Linked DNA regions of Mus musculus: regions 2 and 3 are each linked to region 1. A link is a loop called in an ENCODE intact Hi-C map of the cell type or tissue named here. Cell type or tissue: heart. All regions are shown on one strand.

Region 1 (8,000 bases):
TGTAGGAGTAATTTCAGTAAACAGCTTTATGCAAATTCAGAGAACACCAGAGGGAGGTGGAAATCTATCTGCTTAGAAGAAACACATTTTAGACCATACAAAGGACCATCACCACCGCTGCTAAAAACACACCCTCTGTTTGGGTGTAGTCACCTGCCAACTCATTCAAGTACTGGATATTTATTTGCTGGATCTGGTCTTTCACAAAGAGGTCACACATATTATAATTTCATTGAGCGGGATTAAAGCTTGGACAGCAACTGGGGGAAACACAAACCCAACTCTTACTAATGTTATCATTATTTTTTTCTTGTAAGGATGAGAAAGCTGGATCTGGCCCTCTGAGAAAACAGCCCCGTGTGGAGCCAGGACTTTGGTTTCTCATGACCTTTCTCCTCAAGCCGAGGCTTCAGATTATAACTAGGATGAACAAAGACTTTAAAATCGTGTATGTCTCCTGTTTATGGAGAAAAAGCTTCTATGGGGCCACCCGCGCAGAGTGCGCAAAACGTCAAGAATTTACTTGGCTGGTAAAAACGTGACTAGAAACTTGGGAATTTTCCTGGGCTAACCGCAGCCTGACTTCTGGTGGTAACACTAACCTTCCTTCCTCTGCCAGAATCCCTGGGTCCGTCTGGCGAGGGCCCCATCTCTTAGGTGGAAGGGAAGGCAGGTGAGCGTATGAGCAGGTGTCACCACCTAGAGTTTGAACTGAACTCTTGAAAGTCAAGTTGGGATAGGTCTGAGGCGTCGCCAGACGCCTTGAAATATCATCCAGTGAAAGTGTGCAAACGACACAGATGAAGAGTCACTGGACAGCGGAGTTTGCACCTGGGGCTCGGTGGCTTCTCAGCTGTGACAAACCCCTGGAATAGGTGTTTCCCGGAAGATCTCACGAAGGCTCCGCCCCGCGTGGTCCTTACGTGGGCTGGAGTCCTGAGTAGAACTTATCCTAACCAGGTACCAAAAGCAGCTAAGAAGTAATGGGGGGGGGGGAGGGGGTAAGGGGTGTCTAAAAGCGAAGCGGAAGTTTCAAGGCCTCTAAGAGGGATAACAGTATAAATAACCGAGGGCGTCTTGTAAACACTGCGGTCATAACCCCGAACATTAAACAGCCGCGGTGGCATCTGGCACATCGCCGCGGCGGGCTGCGCTGGGGCAGAGGCAGCAGGGTCCCAGGCTCCTCTGCCTAGCCTCTCTGTTTATCTCAACTTAATCTTCCCCTATGTGCTGTTCCGCAGTCTGGAAGATGTTTAAGTTACTACCCAGCCCGCGGGAAATCTTGGCGGGAGCTTAACGAAAGGGGTAACCGCACCGAAAAGCAGGCAAGAACGGTTACTGTTGCAATTAATTAATTAATTGCCAGTCAGTAACAAGCAAAATATCTTGCTGCATTTGAAATTCACATGAGAGCTTCAATCTCTTCTTCACTGGATTGCAAGCAGCGTTTGGGTCTGTTTTTAAAATCACAGAAAACACACGGAAAGTTATAAAACTCTCATAGTTTACTATCAGGATCCTCAGAACAAGCACACTGTAAAACAGTGGAGAGTCAAATTTTCTTTTTCTTCGTTGTCCTCGGGTCTGTGTGACTGGATAACTGTAATCCTGTTCATTCTCTATTTACAGTTATAATATCTTTAGTGGGCTTAAAATAACTGGGATGAACAAAACAAGTTTTCAGTAGGAAACATGACTTGTCTTTTCCTAGTTGGAATCAGAGTTAATCTTTTTTCTAGGATCTTGGGCTAAATGTTAAAAAAAACTACCTTTTAATCATGAAATGTCCCCATGGATTCCAATGTTCTTCACAAAATTTTAAAAAAGAAATCACACCAATGTCCAGGCTTTTTTTTTTTTTTTTCAATATAAAGAAAGATTTATTTTCGGAAGTAGCAAAACCTGTTTGAAAAAAATATATTTCTTCGAGTGACTTATTTTATAAATGTGACTGTCAAAGTCAGCTATTCTATGATCTACATTTTACAACATATTGTACAAAAGATACACATTGATAGGCTCTTCTTATCTATTTATATATAATATATATATATAATTACATATTGCACTTGGACCAGCCAGGCTTGCAGTCATTCATGGCAGAAGTTAATCAAGTTAAATAGATGAGAATCGGTAAGTACAGTTGGTCTCCTTTGGTTTGGAAACGAATCTCCTCGTCGCAGTTAAGTGTTCTTGCGGGGTGGGATAGGGAGAGGAGCGATGCAAGGCACCAGCAGAGGCAGGGAGGGAAGGGCAGGGGTCGTCACCCTTGCCGGCCCACTGCCCCCAGAGCTCACGGTTCCCAGACTCGCACCTCCAAGGTCAGGATGCTGTAGTTCCACACAAGCGGTTGGCGGTCACCACTTCCTTCAGGTCATTCTCTGGTTTGCCGGCCACCATAAAGGGCCACGTCTGCAAGAGAGAAAAGGGTGGAGAGGGTGAGTAGACATGGGGAGGCGGCGCAGTGCGCAGGCAGGCTAGGACCAGAGAGGCCACGGGTCTGTCGCTTCCTAGGTGTATTAATGCCAGGCAGGGTAATGCAAACAACCCCAGGAGGTGGTGGTGGTGGTGGTGGTGTGGAGGTGGAGGTGGAGGTGGGGGTGGGTGGTGGAGGTGGGAGGTGGAACAAGGGCAAAACAGGTCTCCTGGGTTCTAACTGGAACCCCGAAACAAGCCCAGACTCAGCTCTGAGGCAGATGTTCCAGGAGTTCTAGCAGGGCGGGTGGGAGGACCCTGGCCCCAACTACTCAACTGCAGATCTGTGGAGGCTCTGGTCTAGCATCCTGGCCTTTATTGACTTCCATTGATCTCCCAGTGCAATCCTAGCTATGGCCACAATTTTAAGTTAGTAGTAACCCCCGAAGGGGGTGTGCACTTATAAAAGACACAGGCACATTTTATTTGAGATCCTCCTACTAGCGAGGAAGCAAAACTGTCTCTTCCCTTTCTTTCTTCTTCCTTTTTCTGGACTGTTATAAAAAAAGTACATTCAAGTTTTTTTTTTTTTAATATTTAAAGATGAAGGTAGCAGCAATTATAAATGTTCTAATTGATAATCTCATTCTAGTTTTAGATTGTAAAAAAAAAAACACTACCCATCACAACAACAACAACAACAACAACAACAACAACAACCAAACCTTGTTATTTGGAAGGAAAATATTTTTCCTGGCGAAAAGTGTTTTAGTATCCCCTCCCCCAATTCCTGAGACAAGCTGAGTGAGAATACAATTCAAGCCTCTTTGTAAGTGCTGGCCAGAGGGATATCTAATCCTTATCATATGTAAACAAAAGTCCTCGTAAGGTGGTGGTATTCTTTGGAGCCTGCACGTTTTAAAATGAAATCAAACGAAAGAGGGAGTTAAAAACCACCTTAAACAGTAAAATACCTCTGAGAAAGTCGATTCAGGAACCAGCACTTGCTTTTCAAAAATTAGGCTCATTCATTGTGACTGGTAGTAGAACCCATGGCTGTTATTTTGTCCAGTACTAGGACCTGAGCGGATTTACTGATTGCGTTGACAGTGGCTGGAATTTCTGGGATTTAAAATGGTAATCTACTTAGCCAAACACAGAATATTTAAGTAGCTGGGGGGGGGGGGGATTTGCATAGACAGTTATGGAGGTGGAAGAACATAAATATGTCTGCATTTAATAGCCCTAAATATACCAGCGGAAAGAACTGACTTAGGTGCTTATAAGAATCGGAGGGGGAACTCAAGTTTGCTCTTAGCCAAAAGAGACAAAGTAAGATAGGTCTTCTGGGTGCCCAGCGTCTGCTCAGTTTCACGACAGAGGAAATGGCACCCTGCGCGGGGATCCCTGGTCTTTGCCAACTGAATACCCTCGGAAATCCCTTAATGGGGTGCCACGTCAAACCCTAGCACAAATCACTCGCGGGCTCGGGGCGCTTGGTGCAGAGAGCCAGGGCGCTGCGTGGAGCCCGCGCGGAGGTTCCCAGAGATGCTAGGGCGGCGATTTAACGAGTCACGCTCTCGCCCGCGTCCCCAGGCCCAGCCAGAGGCGCGGGAGGACTCACCAGGTTGACTGGGTGAATGTAACCGTTCTCGTACTTGTCGTTGGCCAGGATCTGCCTTAAGTGAGCGATGTAGCTGGACGCCAGCCTGAGAGTGTCCAGCTTGGAGAGCTTGGTGTCCGGGGGCACCCAGGGCAGGGTGGTCTTGAGCCTGGAGAAGGCCTTGCTCAGCACCCGCATGCGGGCCCGCTCACGAGCATTGGCCGCGTTGCGCTGGACCTGCTTGCCCTCCTGGCTGACCCCGCTGAGCGGGCTTTTCTTAGTGGGCGCCTTCCTCCTCTTGCCTAGGCCACCGCGACCCTTCTGTGGAGACCCGTTCTCGCAGTTGGAGCCCTCCTCGGTGCTCTCGTTGGAAGTTCCAAACTCCTTGTTGGAGTCCACTTTCAGGGAGTCACAGTCCAGCATCTCCACCTCTTGAAGGTCTTCTACATCGCTGAGGGAGCCAGTGGACATGTTTAGAGAGGTGGAGGGAGGGAGGGAGAGAGAGACGCTGAAACGGAAACGAAAGGGTCTCAAAAGTTTGGAGCTGCCACTTCGTGTGTTGGGTTTGAGGTGGGATCTGGCAGTCCCGTCCCCCAGCTTTCCCTTTACAGAGTCGTGGAAAACGATCACAAGGGATCCCGCGACAGGGAAACCAGTGCTCTATCTCCCCACCACTGGAGTCCTGGCCTTAACGGAGAGTGAAAGAGCGCCGAGGAATTTGGTGGACACTAAGAATTTATCTGGGGAATAGAGAGGCGGATCCATGCAGCCCAGGGGAGGGGCCTGCTAGGCCCAACAGACTTCCCAGACCCCTTTCACAAGCACAGGAGACTTCACGCTCAGACCTGGTTTCCAGCAACCGATTGCAACATGCCTGTACCGGATTCCTTCTTCCTCTCAAGTCAAGGAGTAACTTAGAACCATTGCCGAGACTCATCTCCTAAGGCCCCTTTCCTTTGAGGGAATCCCAACTGATTGCTCTGAGAACTCAGAGAAAGGGCCAGACCCTTTGCTCTAAGTGGCCTTTCCCCCTAAAACATCTCACAGTCACTCTTCCTCCCAAGAAATAACAATCAAAACCCTGCAGCCCTTAGTTAATACCGGCTAAGACCACAGGGCTTTACCAAGACTGCATTACCGTGCACTGGCTAACACAGAAGTCATAGGTCCTATTTGTCCGGACGAGAAGAGGCGTATTTTACCAAACCAAATGTTTGAAAGGAAAATGCTGATCGCTGGGACGATTTTTTTTTCCAGATGCATTTTACTGTTTAAAATTTACCTGAGGTAAATAGGGGAAGGAAGTGGTAGAAAGAAATTACTGGAGAGAAGGAAGGGAGAGAGGGTGAGAAGGAAGGAGGGAGGGAGGGAAAATAAGAAAAAGAAAATCCATTACCATCCAGTCTCTTTGAAGGTATCAGGGAATTGCTAGTGCATAGGAACACACTTGACTACTGAACACACATGTACACACAAACACACACACACACACACACACACACACACACACACACACCATACATGCAGTTGACTGGGAATGGGCAGGCGATGAGAGAGGTTATATGGATTTGTGGAACATATTTTGCGAGCTGAGAATCTTTCCAGTGAGATGCAACTCACTTCTCTCCTGTCTTAAAGAAGACTCTGTGGCTCCTGGCAGCCTCTCTTTGCCTGACACCTTTTGTAAAGACTGTATATTTTCTTCTTGTGCTTGCTTTCTCTTCTCCCATCCTCTGGGCTACTAGGGTTCCTCATAGAGAGCTGGCCTAATAAAACACAAAACAGGACTCATGGCTTTGGAGAAAGAACCTTTCCCATCCTTCATTCCAGCTGGGACTGTCTTTCTCAGGGAATGATAGTCATCTGGGAGGTAAGAAGAAAAGCAAAGGGAACAGGAACCCAGGGACTGAATGAAGGGAGATGAAATGGTTTTTGTTTTTTCCCCTCAGGAAAAAAAAAAAAAAAAAAAAAAAACCACTGTCAGATTTCGTAACCTTACAATTAGGCACTGAGGATTGGGGGCAGGAGCTAAGAGTAACTCTCTCCATGGCTGACTCTGAGTCCAAGCCACTCTGTTACACTTAGATATGGGTCTCTAATCCAGGCTCAGCTGGGAATTCACTAACCTCTAAGATTTTGTTTTGTTAGCAGAGATCTGTTTGCTTTCCCCCTATGCTGCAAACTAAACAGATTGTCAGCAAATCAGTCTCTATTAATGAATTAGTGAACCCTCTCCCCGCCCCCATAATATCTTTCTTGAGGACCCAAAATTTGCTAATCACCAGCGTGGAGATTTATGGGCTCCTATTTTCTGTTGTTTGTGCAGGTGGAGATTTAAATGACTGCATCCACTCCCAAGATTTATTGCAAGAGTGATTGATGTTATAAACCAGGAAAGGACTCTTCCCACAGCAGGGATGACAGAAATATCAAGTTGAAGTTGCCTTTGTCTGCATGCAACGCGTAAGCCAGTGCTACAACACAGACAGCTTTGAGAGAACACCCACCAAGCCTGCTCGATGGTCCCTGCAGATTTCCAAACCAACCTTCCTTGGGTTGCACAGCCATCTCTTTTCTCAGTTTCAGTAGGACCCGAAAGACATCTGCAAAGTGGCCACAAGTCTCCTAATGAGGTGGTGATAAAGACTATTGATTGGGGCATTGTTACATACCAGATTGCTAAGCTGTGGCAATTTTTATCTTCCTTCACCTTTGTCTTTTCCCTCTTTTGGGTGTGTGTGTGTGACAGAGACAACCACAGAAATGCACACATTCCTCTGAAGACTGCTGCTGTTTCTTCTGTTTTGTTTTGTTTTGTTTTGTTTTTCAGTGTTGGAAACTTAAAACTAACAGTTTCTGGAGGGGAGCATAGCTAGTCTTTTATCATAACCAAGTTTTTATGACTGCAATTAATTTTTCTTTATAGCAATGTAAGCAATAATTAAGTCTCTTGTTCATTTATCTCCCGGTGATATACTCAGGCTGGGAAGGAGTCGTGGGTTGATAATGAGGCTTGAGAGAGTCTGAATTTTTGCAAGAAATGACCACCAGTTTGGGGATAGGATGCGCAGAGGGCTGCCAGTTAGTTATCTTGATGCCAAATTCTGAAGAAAGGAAATTAATAATACTTCTTTTTTCCCCCCTGCTTGAATTTTGTATCTATCTCTGCTAATAAACACGGAGGGACAGATGGATGGGGAAGTGAACGATGGCTGGATTCCACTGAGCAGATCAGCTAGGCTGTAACTTAAGCTCTGCCAAATTCTCCCCAAATATAAACTATATTCTGTGAGAAGAAAAGCACTTCGAGGAAGCTAATTAACCCTTACAACAACTGGAGGATTGCTTTGAACATGGTCACTTCGCTGCTGTAAACAGAAGATTCAAGGTTTGAACACAGCAGGTAGATTCATCCTTACCTTGTTTTTAAACCACAGCTCATGTAGGCATCTGGCCAGTTTATCCTGTACCTCTAACAAACTGTCTCCCTAGGAAGGCTCTCTTTGAGAGATTTTAGTGCTAAGGAAAATTTATCTGCAGAAGTTGTAAAAAGAAGATTAGAGGAGGAATGTGTCCTTGAACTTCACTCCTGCTTTATCCTCGGGAGCGCTCTCAGGAAGTTCATACTTGATTCTGTTGCATGTAGATGGTTTGCTTCCTTTTTTATGGGAAGGAAAACATCTCAGGCTTCCTTTGAACTGAATTCTATGCCGTAACCTTACGTTCTGGGGCATGGGGGAAGTCTTCGTTTAAATTGAAGTGTTTGTCCTTTCCTTTCACTCTTAGTTCAGAGCTAGCAGGGATCCTGTAGCCACCTGATCTACCATCAATGAACCCTATGGAGATGGGCTGCCACAGCGCTAAGATTTATGGTTGACAAATGGCAATTATAATAACTAAAGAAAGATTCTTTGTGGTTCTTTGGATCTAAGTGTTAATCTCCGGCCGCCCGTTTCATATTCTGTATGATTTGTATGTAGGG
Region 2 (8,000 bases), 260 kb after region 1:
TACCTAACCTTTTACTGACTTAAAAGCAAATAAAATTTATAAGGTGAAATAGCTTATTTTTAAATCAAATCACTCATTTCCAGATAACTACAGTTTCAAACACAATGGTATGAAATCATACAGAGGGAATACCTGTGTATTTTACTCAATTCTCCTCAACAGTAACATGTAGAAAAGCTATGGGGTAATGCCACAGCCAGAATATTGATTCAGATAGAGCTATCATGAAAGAGTCTTTCGGTCACCATGGGGATCTCTCAGGCTGTCCTTTTGTAAACACACCCAATATTTTTCCCTATTACATCCTTAAAATCTGTCAATTATTAATCTGTCTTTCATTTCTAGAACACTAACCTTTCAGAATGTTATATAAATGAAATTAAACCTATGGATTCTTTTAGAACTTAGCTCTGTTAACAACTAAAAATTCAAAGGGTTCTTTCCGATATCCTCTGTTCCTGTGAGTTCTAACACTTTGGATTTTATGTTTAGAACTTTTCCTTGGGGATATTTAAAACCCTCTGTTAAGTGAATTTAATACTTCCAATCATCTTTTACATTTACTCAGAGATCTTCCTACTTATCAAGGTAACAGTTTTATAGACATGTGGCTATTGGACTTCTGCCACCCGCTTTCTGACCAGAAGGTCTAGGAGTCCTTGGCTGTGGTTCATCACATGATCCACAATGACACAGAGAGGTCAGAGTCAGGCCTCACTATCGCTGGTAGGAGTAAAAGCCCTAATTCTCTGCCTTGCCTCTTCTTTCCTCACACCACAGGGGTTAGGGTGGGACTGGGTGATGGTCAGAGTCATTAAAAGTAAAGGTCCAAGGTCCTCTTGTGACTTTCTAGCAAGGATCAAAGACCCAGCCCCCTAGGCAGCTAATGATGCCACCAAAGAAGGGATGCAGGTGGCAGTAGAGAGGAAATTGGGGCATCTTGTTACAGTAGGACTGGAAAGTATACATTCATTATTAATCTTACAGACATAGGGAATGGACATGTGGCTATCAGGGTGTGTATGTATAGGAGGGTAGTTATTAATGACCCAGTTTTATCTTGCCAGCCTAGCTATTATCTGTTCCCATCTATCTTGATTTTTCTGCCAGTGCCCTTTGGAATATTTCATTTTTACAGCTTCCACTTGGAGAAGAAAAACAAACAAACAAGCAAGCAAACAAATAAACAGTAACCTACCACTGAACCCATCCTCAGGACCCAGGCTCTCTGAGTCACCTACCTCTTGCACAGACTTCTAGTCTTGCTTTAGCAGAATTCTCAGGGGTCTGTGTTATTCCTGTGTAGGAGGAGAAATAGGAGGGAGTACGCTTATCTCATCCTTCTGGAGTAGAAGTCCCATCATCCTTTGGGCTTTTGTAAAAGCCTTCATGCAGACTGTCCTCCTTCACACCAGACTACAGGTCTGTAAGCCCCTGTGAGTTACTGCTTTACAAGATATGAGCCTCCCACCTTGAATCTAAAAATATATGTCGAGGTAATAAGTCTGCCATGTAGCAATAAAGTTCCTGAATGAAAGTACAAAACCAACTCATATTTAACTATAATCCAAAGAAATGACTCACATGGGAGGCATTTTTTTGTTGTTGTTGCAGCTGAATCAAAGCTAGTGTTAGTTTTGTGCTTTGCAGATAGATGCTCCAAGGCTTATCTGCATTAACACTGGTGAGTGTGGGGTTCTTTTACTCTCGAAAGAGAGTGGGTGGGACCGGTGCATTTCTTCCCAATGTTTTCTAGAATCCATGAGTAAAATTATATAAATTGGAAAATTTCTTTTTAAAAAGTTAAAACTGAGTTGTATGTATTTAACAGTTATGAAAACAATTTGATTTAGGTCATCTGGGTAGTATATGAAGTTCCCAAGGGATCCTGTCCCCCAAGTGTGGCATCTGTACACACAGCATCATCCACACACTTCCCTGCTACTTTATTATTATTATTATTATTTTTAATCTACGAGCTCTATAGGGATAGTGTTGTGGAAAATTTTAATTTTAATCCAGGGTTTCTATCCTGCCATTGATTATGTAGGTCTTGGATAAAACACATGCAATTTGTATTATTTATAGTAAGCCTTACACAGCACAAGAGCTGGGCAGATATCTATACTCTGTGTTATTGAAATCTATTTTTCTGTCAATAACCTCTGGTTATTTCTTACAATGTTTGATCTGGGCTGCTCTGCACTCCCATTGGTCAGCCTTCAAGGCCATGTTCTCATGAGCTCGCCTACCCCATGGCATCTCTCTCTTCCTCCTTCACCTTCTCCTGCTTCTCATGGTTCTCCTTTGACCGCTAGTCCAGGAATCCTAAACTCCACCTGTGTCTCTTCTGCCCAGTTATTGGCTATCAGCATCTTTATTTACCAATCAAAAATGACTTGGGGGCTAGGTCACATAGGATCACTTGGGTCTCTGGGGCAACCAGGTCTTGGGATCCCACAGTTGGCATTACAATATACAGCAAAATCAAACTCAATAAGATCGCATCTTTGCGTTTATTTTCACTTTTTCTTTTAAAGATAACAGAAACTATTATCTCAAAGTTAGATAGGACAAACCAATAAAAGGAAAAGAGCCAAAGATAAGGTTCGAGAACCAGAGACCCATTGTTCACAGACTCAGGAATCCCATAAAATCATCAAACTAGAAACTCCTTCTGCCTCCTTTCGGTGAGGTTCCCTGAGCCCGGGTGGGAGGGATTTGCTGAAGAGGTTCCACTTAGAGCTGTGCGTTCCCAGGTCGCCCACTCTGTGTAGTCTGACTGTGCGTCTCAGCATTTGTTCCTGTCTGCTGCAGGACAAAGCTTCCCGATGACGATGACGGCTGAGCAAGGCACTGAACCATGAGTATCACGAAATTTGATTCTTAATTTCGGAAATGATGTTGTCCTTTTCTTTGCTGGCATTGGGAAGGTTTGCCAATTTTATTAATCTTTTGAAGGAACTTTTTATTGTATTGATTTTTCTTTACCAACGTCACCAATTCCCACTGATTCTGAGGACTAAACTCAAGGCCTCTCAGGAGCTAAGCTCTACATGGTACATGGCCAGCCTTCTTACTTAAATTAAAAAAACAAACCAGGGACTCACTAAGGGGCCATGAAGCTTAAAGTTGCCCCATGATCCAGCCTTTACCTCTGCTTCTGCCTTCATATGGGCTAAGATCATCAGGCCCATTCATTTTTTCTGCTTACTGGATGAACCACACAGGTGCAAATATTCTGATCAGTGAAAGTGCATCAAAGGGTTGATAAGGATGAACCCCGGGGGAGAGAGTGATAATCACTGGGGGAAAGGATTTGAGCAAGTACAGGTATATAACAGAGTCTTTAATTCAAACAGCAAAATTTTAATTTCTTAAGATGGATGGTATCCACCCATATTTGTATGCCAGAAATACTACATAATATATTACAGGAAGAAAAGAAAACAATTTTCATGTCAGCATATTGTAAAACAATGAAATATAAATACCAGTTTCAGATGCTGGAAACCCCCTTCATATAGCATCTTTATTCACGAACATTCTTCCAGATAATGTGCCTTCTATTCTATTCTGTTCTACGAAAAGAGAATAAGGCATTAGAGAAAAAGTCACTTTCAAGGACAATAAGTGTGAATTTAGATTAAGTTACAGATAATAGAGCAAACTCAAGGAACTAAACAAGAGAATAATACTTGGATTTGAAAGCTATGCCTTTTACTGATAAATCTATAACCTAACTTTGTATATTTGGATGTGTCAAAATTGTAAACCGTGGGCTGGGATACTGAGAAAAGAGACGAAGGTAGGTGTTTCCTCTCACGTGGGTGGACTGAGACTGGGAAGGAGAAAGTCCTGGTTCGTCCCCAGCCAGTCTCAGCCTGCTTCCATCTCCAGAGCCCCGTGGGCTCTTCCCAAGGCTCTGCTGCCAAATACATCCGTGCATTGCAGCCTTCATTTCCTTGGTAACCTGGACCGAGGTTTATTGCCTGTTACGAAAGGGCCTTCTCCATTGCTGTTATTAAGGGGAGACGGGGGAACGAACGCAAAACAAAACAGGAGGTAGAAAAGACAGAAAGCAGAACTTGGATTGCCTTTCCACTGAAATCCATTTTCCTTTCTCAAATTCAGAAGGTCATGGCCACGGTGAAGTCCACCTTGCCCACCCCCTTTCTACTAAAGGCAGATGCTCTGTCCGGCTGGAGAACCTTAGTAAAAGGGCATTTCCTGTGTGTCCAGGTCCCGGCCGCGTCTCTGTGTAGCCAGGGTTGATTTCAACACTGTTCTCGCGATGTAAGGCGGCTTTATCGGCTCCTCCCTAAGTCTCTTTTAAACACAATAAACTAACCGTGTCTTCACATTCCTCAGGGAAGCCAATCTTTCTGGTTCACAGAGAGAAGAAACAGAAGATTTTTTTCCAAGTTAAAAGAATTATTAAACTAATCTTAGTATAAATAAGGGAAACCAAGATGATTCAAGGAAACTCTCAGAATGGTCAAAATGTCTTTTATTTACAAACCTGTTTTTACCAGTTTTAATGCAGTTCTGAATCTGTTTTCCTAGCATTTTCAAATTCCTGAGACCCTAGAATGTTGATAAAATGATGATAAAATGAATTAGAGATATAACAACAACAACAACAACAACAACAGCCAACAAAGTGAAACCAAAAGAAAGGACAGAGATGGTTGGTAAGCAACAAGAGAGATTTAATGCTAAACCACTTCCCCAAAGAATTTAACTTCAAGTTAAAAAGTCAGGCAGTAAGTTTATGGAACCTAGTTTGTGACGAAAACAAAACAAAACACAAAAAACAAAAACAAAAAAAAATACAAAAAAACCCAACAACCTTATTTTAAATTATTTAATGTATTTTGAAACTTGAGAGGTCTTTCTTTGAAAACTGAAATTTCTCCAACTCTGCATATTTGAGTTAACTATATGGGAGTTTTCAAAATTGTGTGGGAAAGACACACCAAACTGTATACTGCTTTTTAGGAAAAAGATTTGATTTTCCCACTTAAGAAGGATTTCTAATTATTATATAAACTCAGTGAAAAATAACGGGAATCATTACATACAATAGTAAGGTAGTTTTGCCCTCTCATCTCTTTCTAGGCTTTCCCTACACGTATCCTTCTATAAGTGCAGGGCACATCATCCACTTGGTTCTTTGTCTTTTTTTTTTTTTTCAGTAGTTATATATATAGTTTTGTAGAATATTGCCAATCTAAAGCTTGGTTGTTGCCTCTCCATTGTTATGTTCATGGAGGGCACATATAAACATGTACATGCACAGATGAACATACGTATCTGAGTATCAGAGTGTAGCGATAGGAGGACCAAGTGGTGCATCCGTTACTGGCTAGCCTTTGTTCTTCCAGGCCCTGAGCGTTTGCCTTGGAGATGCTGAGTCAGAGAATTAGACTCTTAGGAAAAACTACTTTTCATAATGGCTCCAGTGTTTATTAAAATCACCAATATGCACTCATTCAAGTTTCATAATGTCCTCAAGTAAAATTAGATAGTTCGTTGATTTCTAAATAGTTTTAGTTTGCTTACATTTCATAGTCGCACTGTTTGGTGATGAGGACGGATGCATTCACATGTTTATTTCCTAATATTCTTTGTCCTTTGTAAATGTGTTGGTTCCAGTGAAGAAAATACAATTCAGGTGGTTGGATGATAATCACGAAATGTGTTCTTGACTAGAAACTGAGCAAACTTCCAGTGTTCTTATAGTTTCTACCATGTTATCCTAAACACAGTTCTCCTTTGAAGTAGAAATTTTGATTAAATTGGCTTGTAGGCCACTGTGTATTGATGTGAGATGTCTTAGCTGTAATATTGTGGCATTATCTGTAGGAATTATGACTATGTTATTCTCAAATCTTTGAACAGATTTGGTTTATTTGGCTTTCCAAATTGTGCTGTGTTAATGACAAGCAGTCATAAGTACTTCAATTCAGTAGATTATCTTCTAAAATTTTGAAATCTCCTAAAGTTATTTTAAATGTTTTAAGACTTGAGAATTCTTTATAGCTAAAATCTCTGTAACTATCTGAATGATTTTGAGTGAATTGTGGTTTGCAATACATAGAATAATTTCTGAATATTGTATTAGCTTTTAAACTTGTTTTGAGGAGGAGGTAGAAGTAGTGGTTATGAATGGCCGAGAAGCACCTGAAAAAATGTTCAACATCCTTAGTCATCAGGGAAATGCAAATCAAAACAACCCTGAGATTCCACCTCACACCAGTCAGAATGGCTATGATCAAAAACTCAGGCGACAGCAGATGCTGGCGAGGATGTGGAGAAAGAGAAACACTCCTCCATTGCTGGTGGGATTGCAAGCTGGTACAAATACTCTGGAAATCAGTTTGGCGATTCCTCAGGAAATTGGACATAGTACTACTGGAAGACCCAGCAATACCTCTCCTGGGCATATACCCAGAAGATGTTCCAACCGGTAATAAGGACACATGCTCCATTATGTTCATAGCAGCCTTATTTATAGTAGCCAGAAGCTGGAAAGAACCCAGATGTCCCTCAACAGAGAAATGGATACAGAAAATGTGGTACATTTACACAATGGAGTACTACTCAACTATTAAAAACAATGAATTTATAAAATTCTTACACAAATGGATGTATCTGAAGGATATCATCCTGAGTGAGGCAACCCAGTCACAAAAGAACACACATGATATGCACTCACTTATAAGTGGATATTAGCCCAGAAACTTAGAATACTCAAGATACAATTTGCAAAACACATGAAATTGGAGAAGAAGGAAGACCAAAGTGTGGATACAGATAATCCAGAGATTGTTCCACTTGGGGATTCACGCCATAAACAACCACCAAACCCAGACACTAGGCAGATGCCAATAAGAGCCTGCTGACAGGAGCCTGATATAGCTGTCTTCTGCGAGGCTCTGCCAATGCCTGGCAAATACAGAAGTGGATGCTCACAGTCATCCATTGGATGGAGCACAAGGACCCACCCCAATTAAGGAGCCAGAGAAATATCCAGGGAGCTGAAGGGGACTGAAGCCCCACAGGAGGAACATCAATATGAACTAACTAGTACCCCCAGAGCTCCTTGGACCTATACCACCAATCAAAGAAAACACATGGTGGAACTTGTGGCTCTAGCTGCATATGTAGCAGAGGATGGCCTAGTTGGTCATCAATGGGAGGAGAGGCCCTTGGTCCTGTGAAGGCTCAATGCCCCAGTATAGGGGAATGCCAGGGCCAGGAATGGGAGTGGGTGGGTTCAGGAGCAGGGGATGGGGGGAGGGGATAGGGGGGTTTTGGAAGGGAAACTAGGAAAGGGAATAATATTTGAAATGTAAATAAAGAAAATATCTAATTTTAAAAATAAGAGGTAGTGGTTATAGCTTACCTTTCAGAGTGGGTTTTATGGACACAGGGCCTATTATGTTTCTGATAAGGTTTCAAGAGTGTTAGAAGAAAAATTAAGGTCGGTAATACTTTAATTGATGCCAGAGCATCAATCTTCCTTATCAATGCTGAGATATCAGGGAAAGTTAGATTTTCATAAATAAAAGAAGGAAAAAAGAGAAATAAATAAATAATTATTTTCATGTAACATGTTTTTGCTCTCTTTGTTCCAGGCCCCTGTGCCATCCTTCAAGCCATCTACCCCAAGTTCATATCCCCAGGCCCAGAGAGATACTCTGTAGCGACTTCTTGTTGCTGTGGCTTTTTGAGTTTCATTTACGTGAACCCTATTTAATTCTATTTTGCAAGACTGAGCGTGGCGTGTCCAGGTTTGGCTGAGGGGAGGGCTGGACTTCAGTGGAAGCTGACTTGGAGGATGCCTTCCCACGCGTGACACATGTTCCATCCCTTGATCAATCGTGACACACCCCGCCGGGGCTGTTCATGGGAACTGAGCTTCTAGGCTGCACACAGCCTCACACCTCAGTGGAACAACTACACACCAGTGGTCAAATGATGACATTACTCAT
Region 3 (8,000 bases), 55 kb after region 1:
GACAAGAGCTGCTGACTAACGGTTGTGAGGTTTCAGGAGGCAGGGACTGGAGACTTGAGGTTATGCCATCAGCCAAGATGAGGAGGAGATCACTGGCGGACTTTTGCATTATGCCTTACATTTCTTAGGTTGGGGCAGACAGAGATTTCTTAAGTTTGAATATTTTGTCACATGCTATCAAACCCCCCATTGCTCTGCCATCTCTGGGGGCCATGAACTCTTGGCATCCTGACTTGCACACTGGTGTGGCCCCTCTCCTGGCCTCCGCTCTACTTTCTGAACAGAATGCGACATCCCTGAGCCAGAGCGCATGAGTTTACCTTTGGTGTCAAGACCTAGAACCGACCAATGCTAAATAAGTAGCTATCTATGATTTGTGTAGACAAACATCTAGGTGATATACCATACCCCTGGATACAGCATTCCAGGTGACCATTCTGACCCTTGCAAATGTCCAGATCTCTAACTGGGCAAAAGACTTAGCAAGGGGAAGTGAACAGTCTATGTGAACACACAAGGAAATGTTTTTCAGCTCAGAGATACATTCCCAGACCTGAGAAGTATAGACTAAAATATTAGCTAAACAGCAGGATACAACTAAATAAAGGTAAGGCTTTAAAAATCACTGAAGAACATGCACGATGTAAGCCACTTGGCAGGACTCAGTACTTCTTTCTGCTCTAGTTCTTAGTACAGTCTCTTTAAAAATCAAATTATGTGTTAAAAGATACTTGAGCATGCTTGTATAGTCACAGTTTTCCTCTTAAGCCCAAAGCTTCAGTTCACATTATTGGTAGATGAAGTTTTTTCTTTTTTCCTATTAAAATACTTTTGAATTCATACCATAAAATGTAATGCATTTCAAGATTCTTTTTTGAAACAGATGAAGGTAAAATTCTTTTGGCTTGTCAGTTTGCTATAGATGTCAGCATGACAGAGGTTTAAAGTCAAGGTAATAGTGGCTTGCATCTAACTGCTCTCTGCTCTGTGCAGTCAAGAGGGCAGTGGCTCCTGAACAATTTCCACCATTTATTTTTATTTCTGTTGTGATCTATTTGCATGTTTTTAAAGGATGAAGATAGAAATGTGTATCGATTTTGCTGTTTCAGCATGACTCTAATGCAAAAGTTGATCAGATGCAGAAAATTTAAATTGCTGTGTTCCATGACTTGGAAAAGCATGTTTAATAATCGATGAATTTGCATTTATTCACATCAGTTCTTCCAGCTACTGTTAATAATGGAAAAATTATTTTAATTTTAGGAATCTTTGTATTTTAATGTTAGAATAGTTTCGTTGGTGTGAGGTATGTATAATGTAATTGTAATGTAATAATATGCTTTCTTTCTAAGTCACTAAAAAGGTCTATTTATTTAAAATCACAGATGTTTTAGGTATCTAAAATACTGTGTGTGTGTGTGTGTTTGTGAGTATGTGTGTGAGTGTGTGTGTGTTTGTGAGTGTGTGTGAGTGTGTGTGTTTGTGTGTGTGAGAGTGTGTTTGTGTGTGTGAGTGTGTGTGTTTGTGAGTGTGTGTGTGTGTGAGTGTGTGTTTGTGAGTGTGTGTGTTTGTGTGTGTGAGTGTGTGTGTGTGAGTGTGTGTGTGCGTGTGACTCTAATTGAGCAATACGAGTTCACACAGTAAAGTTTTCTCTCTGGCATATTTAATTTTTTGCAATTATTTTATTGCATTTTATTTTAGATGAGCTAGGAAAAAGTTATATTTAAAAATTGTGGAAGAGCTAAGATTTAAAAAAGTTTTATTATTTGATGGGTTCATTTAAGGGTAAATTTAAGAAATATTTCAGGCTGGGCTGCTGTTCTTTGGCCGAATTCCTGTTAGTTTTGATTTGTTTTATTTTAAATTGAAATTGCTAGTATCAAGCTCAACAACAGTAAGGAAGTTATTTAATTTTAGTTAAAAGTATCACATGATTCTTGCTTGATCATTTCTCCTTTTGGGGAAGCCACCATCCAGAATCAATCCTAAAGGGACCACTGGCATTTGGAATTTTTCCTCCAAGGCTCTCCCTGTGACAGTGAGGAAGGAGGTCAGGAGACAGACAGTGTTCTCCACTGTAGAACTTCCTGCTCGCAGAGCTGCCTGCCTGTGTCCCCATTGAAACTGTCCTCTTTCCTCTTGGACTCAAACACTAGACAATTAAAACGTTAATGGCCCACACACTTCAGGAATTTTTACTTTCTGGGTAATCCTTGCCTACACAGCAAAGCAGTAGAAACTTCAGGACAAGGCTTCTTTGCAACAGAAACCTTGGCCAGAGTTCCCTAAGTCTTGCAGTTAAGAATGGGCTTGTCTACTTTGATACTGATTTCTCGCAAAATCCCATAGTTACTTTATGCACAGTGTGAGGTCTCCCAGGAGTGCTTTCTGCCCAGGCATCTGAGGTTCTCAATGGAGCGATAACCCTGGTCCAGCCTGGGCCCCACACATCTGATAATGTCTGGGACACTTCTTGACTGTCACAGCAGGAGATCCCACTCGCACTTAGAGGAAACAGGACAGGGACTGCCCATCGAGGATTCAAGTGCAGCCTCCCACAGCAGTGTTTACTCAGCCCTAGTGCAAATGGTGCTGAGGTGGAGGAAGCCTCCTTTGAGGTCCTGTCAGCCTAGGATGTAATCAGTCCGGTAAAATCAGTCCGTCTCATTTTAATCTGGAGTCAAAGCTGTAGTGGATTGTTATTTCATTACCAAGAGTGACCTAGAAACTTGTGAAACCTGTGATATGTTCACACACACACACACACACACACACACACATACACATTTTCAAAACTGGGTTTAAATTTGGCCTAAATAGAATGGGCTTTAGAACTGAGATACTTAACAATATTTTAGTGCTGTTTCTCTCACTCATTGCTTTTCTTTCCTCAAATTTGAACTATCCACTGAGAGGGTCTGTGCTGCTTACTTTCAGTTTTCTTGGACAAATAAAATCCACTTTATGTCAGTCTCTACTTTCCAAGTATCCCAGCTGCAACAATTCTAATGGATAAAGAAAGAAGAGCATGGAGATATGGTCAATCTTATGTTTCCATAGCGACTGGGCTAGTATAATCTGTACCAGCATCATGTAAGGGTTCCACGCATCTTTCATATGATCCAGCTACATCGCTCCTGGGTATTTACACAAAGGACCTCAGGCCCACTTAGCTCAGTGATTTGTACCCACCAATGTTTATTATAGAGCAATTCACAATTGATAAATTATGGAAACAAGCTAGATATCCAACAACAGAGGAAAGGTATATGTACATAACACAATTTTCAGCAATGAAGAACAGTCTTGTTGTTTGCAGGGAAATGCATGCAGCTGGACACAAGTGACTTAAGGCCATGTCAGAAGCATAAATAACATGTTTTCTCTTTTTTCCTTATATTTATATAGATGTATAGATTCATGAGAATATGTATTATAATGTGTCATGCGTATTGTGAATATAAGTATGAGATATGTATGAAAGTAGAAGTAACATGTGATTGTTTTTATGTAGTTAGGAATGTGTTTGCATGTACACATATATGTGCAGAACAGCAATTAATAAAAAAGGAGGCCACGAGTTTGAAGAGGACAGGGAGAAGTATATGGAAGGACTTGCAGGAGGAAAGGAACAGGGTTGAGGAGAATGATGTAATTTTATATTATAATATCAAAAATTAAGGAAATGATAATAAAAATCCCATGTATGTTGGCAAAGGGAAGAGGGCAAAGTAAGAAAAGGAAGAATAGAGGGTATGAGGGGAGCATGTTCAACATACAATGTGTATAAACATACATACATATATATATACATACACATATACACATATGTACATAGACATAAATGCACTTATAGACCTACACATATATACACATATATACATACACACATACATATATATTCACATATACACATATACATAAACACATACACATAGCTGCATATACATACACATATACACATACATCTATACATATTCGCGTTTATACATATACGTACACACATACATATATACATACACATGTATACATACATATATAAATATGCACATATATGTACACATATACACATCTACACACTTACATACACATATACATATGTACATACACATATATACACATACACACATACATTTATACATATATATACATATATACATATTCACATATGCACACATATAAACAAACACACACATATAAACATACACATGTATACACATATACACATTCATACATATATATTCATATACACACACATATATATATATACACATATATACATATACACACATATATACATGCACACATATATACATACACACACATATATGTGAGAACCTTAAAAAACAGGAAACATTTGAAGGAAAAGAAAGGACCATTCATTTCCCTCACATGTATGCCTTTTGAAGCAATTTTCTGTCTTTGACTATTTTTCTATGACCATTCCTTGTTCCTTCATAACTTCCAAGGAGAAGGGAAAGTACCCTGTTTTTATTTTCTGGCTAGTCCACAGGAGAGCAGTTTGCCCTCACACTGTGAAGTAACAGCTCAGCAGTGGCTCTAGACAAGGATAGGGTGGAGGAGTCAGCCTCAGCTTGGGGAGTTTCCCAAACTCCACATTCCTGGTCTCATTATCTCCGTGGAGGCTCTGAGTTTTTCCTACCAACTCCCATTTGAGAATCAGTTATCGGCCGCACATCCGCAAGTTTCTGCTTGCTTCCAGTTGGCAAGATTTAAACTAATAGTTAAAAACTAATGAGGAATTCTGTTAAGTGAAAATATGTCTAGAGCATTAGAAGAGATTAAAGTTTTTTCATCTTTTGAAATCCATTTAGACCCAGACAACCTTTTTGTTTAAACATATTTAGAAACTCAGTTGGAAAACTTCAGTCATTATCCTTAAATGACTATGTATTTTTATCATTTTCTCCCTAGAATTAGTCTTTTGGGAATATTGGGGGGAAGGCAGTGGAGGAAGGTCACTCTGCCCTACAGATGTCAGACTGCTATTTCTCTCTTTCCAAGTATGCTCTCAAGATTCAGCACACATGTGGCCTGCGTGCCACCATGTGAAGTACTATTTGTACTTGACAGTGGCCAAATACACTATTTTCTGTTTTCTCTGAAGGCGCATCCAGTTCTCTGTGGGATAACCCGCATCTTCTTTTTCCACTTGCTTGGTGGGTGGCCTGCTGACCTGAGCGCACACTGCTTAGTACATACTCATTTGGCCAGGCTTTAATTAGACCAAGATTGTGGCATGTTTTGCTTTGTCTACAAGGAGTTTTGGTGATAGAGAGGAGACAAAGACCTAATCGTGTGCACCTGATCTATTTATGGAGACAGCAAAACTATGAAAAGGAAACCCACACAACCAGGAAAACAAACGCATACCCTGGCACACACACAAACCCCAAAGAAAGAAATTAGAGATGCCCGTAACAAGAAAATCGTTCTAGCTTCGCTGTGTAGCAGTAGAATCACAGATTGTACAATTGTTATATAAAGTGCATATCATCTTATTCTGTTGATCCTCAAATGTAGTGGACGTTGAATCCACAGTGTAACCCAGCCAGTAGATAGATTAACTTTCATAACGCCTTTGATTTGTATGAGACTGACGAGCTGTCTGTTGCACTTAGAAGCTGACAACACTTGTGGGTTTAAAATTTTTTTTTCTGTGTAACATACTTCACTATATGTAGTTTTACTATTTCATAATTACTATGAGCTTTTAATATTAAGATTTATTGGGGCACTTAGAGTACTTAGCATTCTTTCCTTCCTGTAGCTTAAGAGGGAGTGACTGTGGCTTTCAGCGACCTCCACAGGTCTAGTCTTTCTTCTGCTTTATAGCCAGGTAAATAACCCACATCTCAGCTCTCATCCTCTCTCAGCATTTCCCTGAAGCACCATGAACGCTGTGCTCCCTAGATCAGTCCTCTCTGATCTTCAGCTTCTGGCAACTGGATGGAGAAGATGCTGCGTTTCTGGAGGTCACAGAGACTTTCACATGGAGGGGGAAGTGGTCCTGGGACAGTGCATATAGAAGAAATGAATCTCCACAGCTTCTGGCTTATGCCAGTTTTCATCACTGTTTGCTACAGCAGTTTAGCATCTTTTAACCCACAGCTTTAAAATGTATTCATTTAGTGGTAACAAAATTAACACCTAGTCATCAAGTGTGTGCTGGATGCTGTGTATGAGGAAGCAGAAGTTCCGATAGTACCCTTGAGGACGGCAGGAAAATACAGAAAAATGAGATGTGAGTTCAAACACACAAAATGAGAGGGCTCAGATTTCTGACTGCTTCACACGGCCTAAAACCTATCTCTGACTTCACTATCAAGTCCTTGTGAGATGTTTCATCAGACAAAGCACTGCTATTTCCAAAGAGCTTCAAGTACTTTTGATGAGAGTATTGCTGTAGTTTTTGAGCCAGGCTTTGAATGTAATTATTTAAAAGAAATTGTTAGTAGTTCTCTCCTGTTATGACTGGCTACTGTTGCTATGTACAGTGGCCCTGCTTTGTGACTTGTGAGTGGAACTTTATCACACAATCTTCAAGGTACAAAATGAACAAAGTGTAACCTCTTGACTTTCTCCCACCTGCCTGCTCTATGTGTTGCTCTTCAATTTGCAAAATTAACGACAAGGCACTTACATTTATTTGTGTATTTAATGGCATGCTGAATATACATATTTTATATCTAATAGCATATTGGATATGCTTAATATTATTAGTAACACTGAATAAATGCTTTTAATGCCCAGGTCTAGGTCATGATGACTAATTTGAATTATTGGCTCTGAAATTCTTTTTTAAGATCCAGGAGACATTCTTCAGAAAGATTTTTGCCCAAGTGCCCTATGGGAGAAGCAGGGGCATGAAAGAGGTGGACAGGCTCCAGGTCGGCTTTCAGACTGCTTTGGGCTACAAGTCCTGGCTCTCAGTGGAGAATTCCTTTTCAGTCAGGGCAATGGAGTTTGGACTCATTTTCCCTCTGGCTCTCTCTGTAGTCATGTTTCCCAGTGCCCACAGTCTGACTTTGGTGCCCACCTCCTGGAAAATCTTTCTTTCTCCATGCAGGTAAGTTCTGGGCATGGTCCAACGTGCTGCGAACAAAGTAGGAAGTACTCCAGTAGGGGCACAGGCCATACTATATTTGGCTAACATAAAATTCCTGTTGAAAGCACTGTAGAAGTTATGTAATGAATTATTTCTGTAAGCAGTCACCCCTTAAATTCCTTCCTCCCTCCTTCCCCCTTCTCTCCCTCTTCCGCCCTCCCTCTCGCACTTCCTTCCTCCCCCTCCTCTTACTCCCTCTCTCCTTTTTATCTTACTGAGGCAATATTTAATTCTGAATGCCTAGGCTGGCCTGGATTTTACTACGTATCCCAGGCTGGCCTTGAACTCACTGCCTTCCCCCTACTGCAGCCTCCCAAGTGCTAAAATTACAGGTGGTAATGTCGTTCCACTAGTAATTAGATTTAATATAAACAGAAGAGCGTTTGGGTTCTGTGTTCTAAGTAGAGAATTAAGCCTTTGTTTTAATATATTAACTCTGGTGAATAAACTTCCAATTTCTTAAAAGGTGAGGGCAGTTTGCTCGGAGTGGGATGCCCAGACTCTGCAATGGCATTAGCCACCGTGTAATAAACCTCTGGAGCCCCCTCTCTTCCCCTTTATTAAATGTAGACAGTGGATTGCACAGGTATCCAAGGCTCATTAAATACACAATAAAACTCTGGGAAGGAGGAAAGGGGGTCAAAATCCATCCAGGACCCTCCCGAGAAACTAAAAGGCAAGTGGTCAAAGTCTCCCTGCATGTGCTTAAGTTGTTTTGAGTGAAAGAAGACACTGTTTTTACGGCCTGTGTTAACAGGAAGAGGAACAAGCTGCGTTCATATTCTCTGGTAACCTTGAACTGAGAATGTCGGGGCCTGTGCCTTTCTCTTTCCATGCATCCCACAAAGAGGTTAGCCACATACACTTGGCA

What was found. Peaks named below come from ENCODE experiments on the same cell type or tissue, not always from the same donor. Only the 100,000 strongest peaks of a DNase experiment are listed, where the experiment ranks them.
Region 2: it touches region 1 in a loop (7-fold over the local background); 3 of 42 quality-filtered maps call a loop at or near these places.
Region 3: a loop joins it to region 1, with 2.3 times the contacts of the local background. A loop is called at or near these places in 4 of 42 quality-filtered maps.

The regions. Positions count from the first base shown.
Region 1 is chr10:22,815,415-22,823,414 of GRCm38, forward strand. Tcf21 (transcription factor 21) reads right to left here and starts at 4,729. Exons shown (of 2, transcript NM_011545.2): 1 at 4,040-4,729; 2 at 1,849-2,412. The coding sequence starts at 4,489. The coding sequence ends at 2,323. Gm10824 (a long non-coding RNA gene) reads left to right here. Exons shown (of 5, transcript XR_380181.3): 4 at 318-960; 5 at 6,345-6,528. In heart, no CTCF peak of the experiment used is centred here; DNase peaks (open chromatin) are centred at 2,407, 4,077 and 4,787; H3K4me3 peaks cover 4,517 bases; H3K27ac peaks cover 3,963 bases; H3K27me3 peaks cover 4,950 bases.
Region 2 is chr10:23,072,982-23,080,981 of GRCm38, forward strand. No RefSeq gene overlaps it. Among named protein-coding and RNA genes, the nearest start is that of Gm35179, 74 kb to the left of the region's middle. In heart, no CTCF peak of the experiment used is centred here; a DNase peak (open chromatin) is centred at 4,250; H3K4me3 peaks cover 476 bases.
Region 3 is chr10:22,870,752-22,878,751 of GRCm38, forward strand. No RefSeq gene overlaps it. Among named protein-coding and RNA genes, the nearest start is that of Gm46217, 22 kb to the left of the region's middle. In heart, no CTCF peak of the experiment used is centred here; DNase peaks (open chromatin) are centred at 4,620 and 5,120; H3K27ac peaks cover 636 bases.